Linked DNA regions of Homo sapiens: regions 1 and 2 are each linked to region 3. Evidence: chromatin loops called from intact Hi-C (ENCODE). Cell type or tissue: endothelial cell of umbilical vein. All regions are shown on one strand.

What was found. Peaks named below come from ENCODE experiments on the same cell type or tissue, not always from the same donor. Only the 100,000 strongest peaks of a DNase experiment are listed, where the experiment ranks them.
Region 1: a loop joins it to region 3, with 10 times the contacts of the local background. A loop is called at or near these places in 2 of 110 quality-filtered maps.
Region 2: it touches region 3 in a loop (5-fold over the local background); 18 of 110 quality-filtered maps call a loop at or near these places.

What each region holds. Positions count from the first base shown.
Region 1 is chr14:99,728,748-99,731,247 of GRCh38, forward strand. No RefSeq gene overlaps it. Among named protein-coding and RNA genes, the nearest start is that of CYP46A1, 46 kb to the left of the region's middle. RefSeq lists a silencer at 1,374-1,493. In endothelial cell of umbilical vein, a CTCF peak has its summit at 1,363; a DNase peak (open chromatin) is centred at 1,384; H3K4me3 peaks cover 686 bases; H3K27ac peaks cover 465 bases.
Region 2 is chr14:100,140,989-100,143,488 of GRCh38, forward strand. It overlaps EVL (Enah/Vasp-like), which reads left to right. Exons shown (of 14, transcript NM_016337.3): 12 at 192-258; 13 at 748-805. Among named protein-coding and RNA genes, the nearest start is that of DEGS2, 17 kb to the right of the region's middle. In endothelial cell of umbilical vein, no CTCF peak of the experiment used is centred here; DNase peaks (open chromatin) are centred at 1,423 and 1,763; H3K4me3 peaks cover 269 bases; H3K27ac peaks cover 2,500 bases.
Region 3 is chr14:100,191,845-100,194,344 of GRCh38, forward strand. No RefSeq gene overlaps it. Among named protein-coding and RNA genes, the nearest start is that of DEGS2, 33 kb to the left of the region's middle. RefSeq lists silencers at 1,018-1,337, 1,928-2,017. In endothelial cell of umbilical vein, CTCF peaks have their summits at 1,121 (motif pointing left) and 1,322; a DNase peak (open chromatin) is centred at 1,187; H3K4me3 peaks cover 649 bases; H3K27ac peaks cover 498 bases.

The sequences.
Region 1 (2,500 bases), 460 kb before region 3:
GTTCCCCGACCTGCTCTGCTGTGCCCCCCACTCCGCCCTCTGCAGCCCTTCTCTGAGTCTCTGAGGTTCACCAGTACCCACACACCTGCCCACGCTTCCCACAGTCCATGCCCTCTGCCTCCTGCTGTGGCTGGGCCTAGTCCCCACAGTACAGCACCTCCTTCACAGTCCATCTAAAAGGGCCACAGGCCACCAAGCCTCAGTACTGCAGCAATGCAACCCAGCATTGTCTGGAGGGGCCTGGAGGGATCGGCTCCCTCCAGAGACTTCAAGTTCCCGGCTTGACCATCCCCTGATTTGGCAAATATCTGTCTGTTGCTGAGCCTGAGCCTTCACACCATGATTTCTTCAAATCCTGCCAGGAAACAGGAGCCAACTATGCCCCATTTCACAGATGGGGAAGTCCAGGCCAGAGCCACAGCTGGGCCATAGTGGAGTCAGCACTTGAACCCATGGCCCTTTGCATCCAGTGGCCTTCCACAGGCTCAGCATGCCCTATCCCTGCAGGCCTGGGCTTGTCTTCTGCACGCCCCAGGAATCCCAGATGGCTGGGAAGTGCAGAGCCAGAACCCCCCAGCCCCACTGTCACTGCCGGTGGGGCCATCCTGCCCTTCCTTTCTGAGCCACTTCCTCTTCCATAGACTGGGCTTTCTGTGAGGGGCAGGTGGCTCTCAGTCCATGCTGCATGGGGAAGCCACCTGGGCCAGGTGAATCAGCCTCTGGGGTGGGGCCCAGAAACTCTTCTTTTTCTTTTTTCTTTTTTGAGATGTAGTTTTACTCTTGTTGCCCAGGCTGGAGTGCAGTGGCACAATCTCTGCTCACTGCAACCTCCGCCTCCTGGGTTCCTCAGCCTCTGGAGTAGCTGGGATTACAGGCATGTGCCATGACGCCCAGCTAATTTTTGTATTTAATATATTTTTTTAGTAGAGACGGGGTTTTACCATGTTGGCCAGGCTGGTCTCGAACTCCTGACCTCAGATGATCCACCCTCCTAGGCCTCCCAAAGTGTTGGGATTACAGGCGTGAGCCACCGCGCCTGGCCCAACTGTTTTCTTTTTAAGTCTCCCAGTAGATCCCAATGTGCATGGGCCGGTGCCGCCAGTCCAGGTGAAGCTGACCCCCGGGACCCAGGCAAGATGGATAGGATTAAACCCAAGGCTGTGCAGCAAGGCTACCTGGGGTCAAATCCTGCCCCCACCTGCCTGGGCCTCAGTTTCCCCATCTGTAAGGGAGGACAAATAATAGGACCCACTTCCTAGGGTTGGAGGGGAATTAGTGTCCACACGAGGGTCGGGCTCTGGCACTGTGAGTCTGGTCATTGTCACCTGCAGGGAAGGGAGGGCTTTTCTGCAGGCAAGGCGGCGCAGTCCCCGGAAGACCCGCACGGTGGCGCGCTGGCGCAGAGCTCGGGCTCGCCCTCCCGCCCAGGCCGAGCGGGCGGCGCCGGCCCCAGGCGCGGAGGGTCCCGAGGCGCGGAGTGGGTGGGCCGAGGGGACGCCAGCCCCGCTCCCGGAAGCGGGGTCAGCGGGGAGGCCGGGGGTCGGCAGTGGCAAGCTCTGGCCACGGCGTAGGGGTGGGATAGCCACCCCCATTTCACAGATGGGGCTCCCGAGGCGCGGTGAGGTCTGGCAGCTGCTGGGGGCGCAGGCACGGCCCCCCGGGCGGGTGTAGCGGTCGCTTGGCGGGTGGGTCCGCAGGCCTCGCCGGGAGCCGGGCCTGGGTCTGGGGCGCTGGCAGGCCGGCCGGGAGGCGCGCCGGGCGGGAACGCGCAGCTCTGGCGGGAAGTGCGTGGGGTCGGGGGGCTCGGGCGGGGTGCAGGCTGCTGCTGCCACCGGGGAGGCCCGGGGGATGCCCTCACTAAGCGGCTCCAGAGACTGCGGGCCCCGCCCTGCCCTGCCACTCCCTCTCTTGTGACCTCGGCCAGTGGCAGCCTTTTCTGAGCCTGTCCCCTTCTCTGTAAACCTGGACGTGTTTGATCTACGCTCGCGTCCCGGCAGGAGGCTTCCAGCCTGCACATTCCTGGGGGCCCGCCTTCCCCAGGCACTAGCTTACCCAGGGCTGAGCTGCTGAACTCTGAAAACCTTTGGAAACCTCCCTGCCCTCTGCCCTAGCGACCTGCGGCTGGAGACCCTGAGCTGGCCCAGCCCTCTAGGGTGCCTAGGAGCCTAGGCTGGGTTGGGGGTGGCTTCAGGAACCTTGGGCTGCCGGGTGTGGGGTGAGAGCCTTGGCCCAGCTATGGCCAGGTGGGAGGTTTTCTTCCTCTGTGCTCTGGGTGCTGGGGCTGGAGGCGGTGGCTCTGCTGGGCTTCAGTGACAGCCAATGTGGGTAGACAGAGGACCATGCCCTGTGTCCCAGCAATTAGCTGCCCACCTGGGAAGGTTCTGGATGGGACTTGGCAGAAGCCTGAGCCGGCCCCTCCTGGCAGTCCTGGCTGAGCGGGCACCGAGCGCCTTATGCTGGTCCAGTCAGTTGGAGTGACTAAATTCACATCTGCCCAGAC
Region 2 (2,500 bases), 51 kb before region 3:
ATGGAGACCTCTTGAGGTGGAGACGGGCGTTAAATCCTTCTCAGGCAGTCTGAGGTGGCCAGAGTCTGAAGCAAGCAGCCTCTATGGAGCGAGGGGAGCAGGTGGGCCCAGCCTGAGCGGGGCCTCTGCACAGCCAGCTTTCCCCCACACCTGTCTCCAGCCAGGGCACCCACAGGCCCTTTCTCTCCCAGGATGAAGCCTGCTGGGAGCGTGAATGACATGGCCCTGGATGCCTTCGACTTGGACCGGATGAAGCAGGTGAGCATGCCCTGTGCCCTTCCCTCAAGAGGCTGAGGGCAGCCAGCAGGCGGGGGACCGTCTCTGACCAGCATGGCCAGGCAGGCCCTGGGGGCCCACATGTAGCTGCCAAAAGGCCAGTCAGGGAGCAGCCACGGCAGAAAGGGGGTGCCCAAGCCTGTCCTTTGTCCCCAGCCCCTGCCATCACCAGAACTAGGATGTCCCTCAACCTTTCTGGGCACCTCCCTCAGGCCTGCCTCTGGGGCTTTCTGCCCCGAGGAAGCCCTTAGTTTCAGTGGCGTCTACCTGAGGGAGGTGGCAGCAGGATTTTCCCAGGCCTCCCATGCCGTCCCCCCTCAGCGTGGGAAGGGGGCCACGAGGAGACAAGGGTGACAGATGCAACTCTGGAGAGGCCCAGGAGACCCCAAGCCCTTTGGACATGGCCCAGCCCAGGCCGGCTTTTCCGTCTCCACTGCCTGTCCCTTCACCTGGACACTCCTCTCCCAACAGGAGATCCTAGAGGAGGTGGTGAGAGAGCTCCACAAGGTGAAGGAGGAGATCATCGACGGTGAGTGCAGCCCCACCGGGGAGGGTGGCACCCAGGTGTGGCCGCAGGACAAGGGTCCCTGTCACCCAGGCTGGGGGCCTCCAGTTTTGAGCTGGAGCCCATACTGCACTGGGCCCTGTGAGAGATTTCATTCTTACCATCTCTAGTTGAGGAAACAGGCTCAGGAAAGCTGAAAGCTAAGTGGCTTGCCTAAGAATTTGTAGCTCCCTGGTAGCATGACACCCGAATCTGACCTTCCACATCCCCGGCACCTTCCTGGAAGACCCACGTGGGAAGAGCATGGAGGGGAGACCCCAGCATCGTTCCAGAGCCAGGTCTGGAGGAGCCACCTGAGCTGCTGTCATTCCACCCCCTGGCGGTTTATACTGCCTTCTTGATACTGCCACCTCCAGTCACTGGTGTTGGGCTTCTGAGGTGACCACTCTGCCTTCCTGGGGGTACAGGAAGACCAAGGTCTACAGAAGCACCTTCCAGGCTTGAGCTCGTTCACAGCCTGCCTGGCCCTGGGCTGGGGAACAGGCAGGGAGCAGCCTCTGGCTCCAGAGCAGGGTGGGTCTCAATGCATCACATCCGTCCTTCCGGTTCCCAGCAGAGCCTTTGAATGCTCTGCCTCAGATCTGCAGCCAGAGGAAAAGGGGGAGTGGGCAGGGCAGACTCAGTCTAGGGACGAGCTATGCAGCACAGCCAGTGCCAGCTCCCCACGTGCCTCCCCAACCAGGGTGATAAAGGCTGACACCTGGGTGTGTAGCTGGGTCTGGCCCCCAGGGCATCACAGTGACCGGGGCAAAAGGGTCCCACAAGCGCACAGGGGTGGAGGCTGATGGCAGAGGGAAGAGGCAGGTGGGAGCCCAAAGACCCAGGCCTCCTCCCCCAGCCGGCCCACCCTTGTTTGAGCAGAGAGCACTCAGTTCCTGTTTGTCCAGTTCCCCCAAAGGCCTGGGCTGGGGAGATAAGGAGTTAACAAATGAGGGGAATGAGGCAGCCTGGGCGATAGGCAGGCACTCAGCCAACTGGTCACACCGCCTTACTGCTGGGTGCCGTCTGGCCCCAGGCATAGCTGGGTCAGAAACCCAGGGCCCACCACAGCCTCTCCACCTGCTGTGGGTGCAGCCCCAGGTGGAACCCACCCTGGCTGAGAGCCCGGGGGTAGGCATGGGCCATACCAGGGGCTCTGAGAAGCAGCTCCCATCCCCCAGCCCCCACAACCTTCTCCTGGCTGTTGGCTCTTGGCCCAGCAAGGTCCATCCAGAGAGAGGCCTGAGTTGACATAGAGGAGGGGGAGTCCGGGAGGGGATGGATACCAGAGGAAGGAGGGAAAGGCCCAAATTTGGGAGGCCGGGGGTTGGAGCACTAGCTTGGGGTGATGAGGAAGCTGGGGGGAGGCAAGAGAGGACCCTGCCTCTCCTGAGGAGTGAGCAGAGCCAGGGCAGTCCCTGGGGTCCAGGGCCAAGATTTCCTGCTGACCCCTGCAGGAGCTGGGAGGGCAGAGCCTCAGCCTCCACTATGTTGGGGGAAGGGCTCCCGGGCCCCCGGCACCTGGACACCCACCTGTCCAGAGCCTACAGAGACCCTGCGTCCCCACACAGCAGCTCCTCACACCAGAGTTCTGGTGCCCAGCACTCCTCAGCAGCAGTGAGGCCACAGGCAGGGCACAGGCCTCTGTCCCTACGCCAGGTCCTCCCCTAAAAGGGCAGT
Region 3 (2,500 bases):
AAAGGAAAAAAAAGAATTATAACTGGGGACAGACTTTTCTTCCCTTTTAGAGCTGACCTTCTCTGGGAGAGGCTATCACCAAGATAAATCGGTAAGGCTTAATTCCATGTCCAGTGTTTTTGGCAAAACCCTTGTTCCCGAGGGGGTGAGTGGCCTTCCCAGCAGGCTCTGCTGAATTCTGGAAGAGCCTGTTTCCAGAAACTTTGTTTTGTACATGTCTTGGCAAATGATCACCACCCCCCTCCCCCCACCACCCACCCACTTCCGAAGTGGTCTAGGGCTTAAGTCCAGATGCGGATGGGCTCAGGGCGGGGTGGGAGAAGTCAGGGGAAAAAAAAAAAGAAAAGAAAAAAAAGATAAAGAAATAAATTTCTTCTGCCAGATACCTTAATTAATCAAGGTCGGCCTTCCATCAAGGTCGGCTTCTCGGCTCCCCAGCCCCCGCGCCTCACGGGGACCTCAGGCCTCGGCAGGGTCCTCTCCCTTTGCATCTCCTACTAGTCAGCTGTCGGTGGTGATGGCCCGTGCCAAGTTCACGGTCTCAGCCTGACGAAAGGCGGCCTTTACCAGCCTCAGGACCCCCAACGAACCTGGGGCCATGGCTGGGGAGGGGGCTCTGCCCAGGCTCTGCGTTCTGGGACAGGGGTCCCCAGATGGCCATGCGTCAAGGCCCAGGGACCTGTTTGTGGGCCCGAGAGCACGGGGGTCAGGGGTGGGGCTCGAGTCTCGTCCCAGGGCTCCGGGACAAGCTTCCTGGAGGAGGCAGCGTGAGCTCTGGGAGGTAGAGGTCAAGACCTCAAAAAATGGGGGGACATGGGCGGAGGGGGCATTTTGTAACTCCTACGTCCCTGCAGAAGCCCAGACCCTCAGAGACTAGGAACTGAGGCCTGGCAGAGTGGGGTGGGCCAGCAATCACGCGCCAGGCCACACGAGGAGAGCCCACTGCCCCGGGGATGTCAGACGCGGGGCGGCCTCGGCGACCGCACACGCCATAGAAAGGTCACCGAACTTGGCCGCCCGGCCGTCCCGGAAATCGCTACTGCCCGGCAGCCCTGGGGCCTCCACAACCGCGTCCCGGCGGCTCAAGTTGCCCTTTGTCGCCCCCTGCCGACCAGTCTCCCTGCGGCTCCCGCGCGGGACAATCAGGCGGGCCGGGCTCGGAAATAGTGGGCATGGGTCCCTGAGGCGCGGGGATTGGCCGCTCTGTGTCATGTGTCCTCGGCTCGGGCCAACCAGCGAGGGAGGCAAAGTCCCATCCCGCGCGTCCCGTAGCCCTTCAGCGAGCTGTGGGCGGGGCGTCAGGCCTGACACCTCGGCCAGAGGGCGGGGCCGGAGACCTGAGCGGCGCCGCTTCCGCTCTTTCGCCCAGGTGCCTTGGAGCCGCTGCTCTCGCCTCCCTTCTCCACCTAGCGGCGGTGTTTCACACCCCGGAGTGGCTTTTTGGGGATAAAGGCACAAATCTTTGCCAGACCTCCCGCCAGGCCCCCTGGCCTGCCACGTGCTCCTTGCCGGCCTAGACTCACCCAGGCTGTGCCCTCTGCTCAGAACGACCTTTCCCCCCTTCCTCTCCCCCTCGCTTGCTCCGACTGTTCTTTGCAATCCCGGCTGGGGTTGGGTTAAGGGCCTTCTGGGGCTTCTTCATACCCTGTGCATCTTCCTCCTACTGGCACCGACCACCCCACACTGGGCTGCCATCTGCTTGTCTACACCCACTGACTTTTCATCTCTGTATCTCCCCAGTAAGCAGGAGTGGCTCACAGAAGGCACGTTAATACCTGTGTGTTAATATAAACCAAGGAGCGGGACGATAGCTAGGAAGTAACATCCCTGGGCATCATCTGAGTACCAGGCCCCCTGCCAGGTACTTTAGAGGCTACTTGATGTTCAGGCCCATGGCAGCCCTGGGAGGGAGGCACAAAGGCTCTTTTGTTCCTGGGGAGTCAGTGGAGGCCCCTAGAGGCTGAATGACTGTCTGGGTCCCCCAGCTGGACTGTTTGGGGACAGGCCTGGGGAGCTGAGGGCACCCTCATACCAGGCAGCCTTGCGCCTGAAGCTCTGCTGGTGAAAACTGATGGGCAGGGCCCTGGAAGGGAGAGTCAGCGCCTGCGGGGGCGGGGGTGGGGGTGGGGGTGGGAAGGCAAGCGGAGGGGAAAGGTGAGCATAGACAGGCATTTGTGATGGCCACAGGCCTTCACTGCTACCCTGACATCAGGGCCAATGGCAACCTGCAAGGCCCTTCAAAGCCCTGCTTCCACCTCTGCCCATCTCTGGCTGCAACCTCCTGGTTCTCCCACCCTGTGCTCTATTCTCCAGCTACACTGACCCATGTCAGCTCCCAGGCCATGCATCTGGGCCTTTCACATGCTGCTCTCTCCAGGGTCCATCCAGCCCCACCTCCACCACATTGCCAAGACCAGGCCTTACTTTCCAGACTCCATGTACTTCTCAGCACTGGCCCCACCATTTGTGCTGAGGATCATCAGCTACTGAGACCTGAATT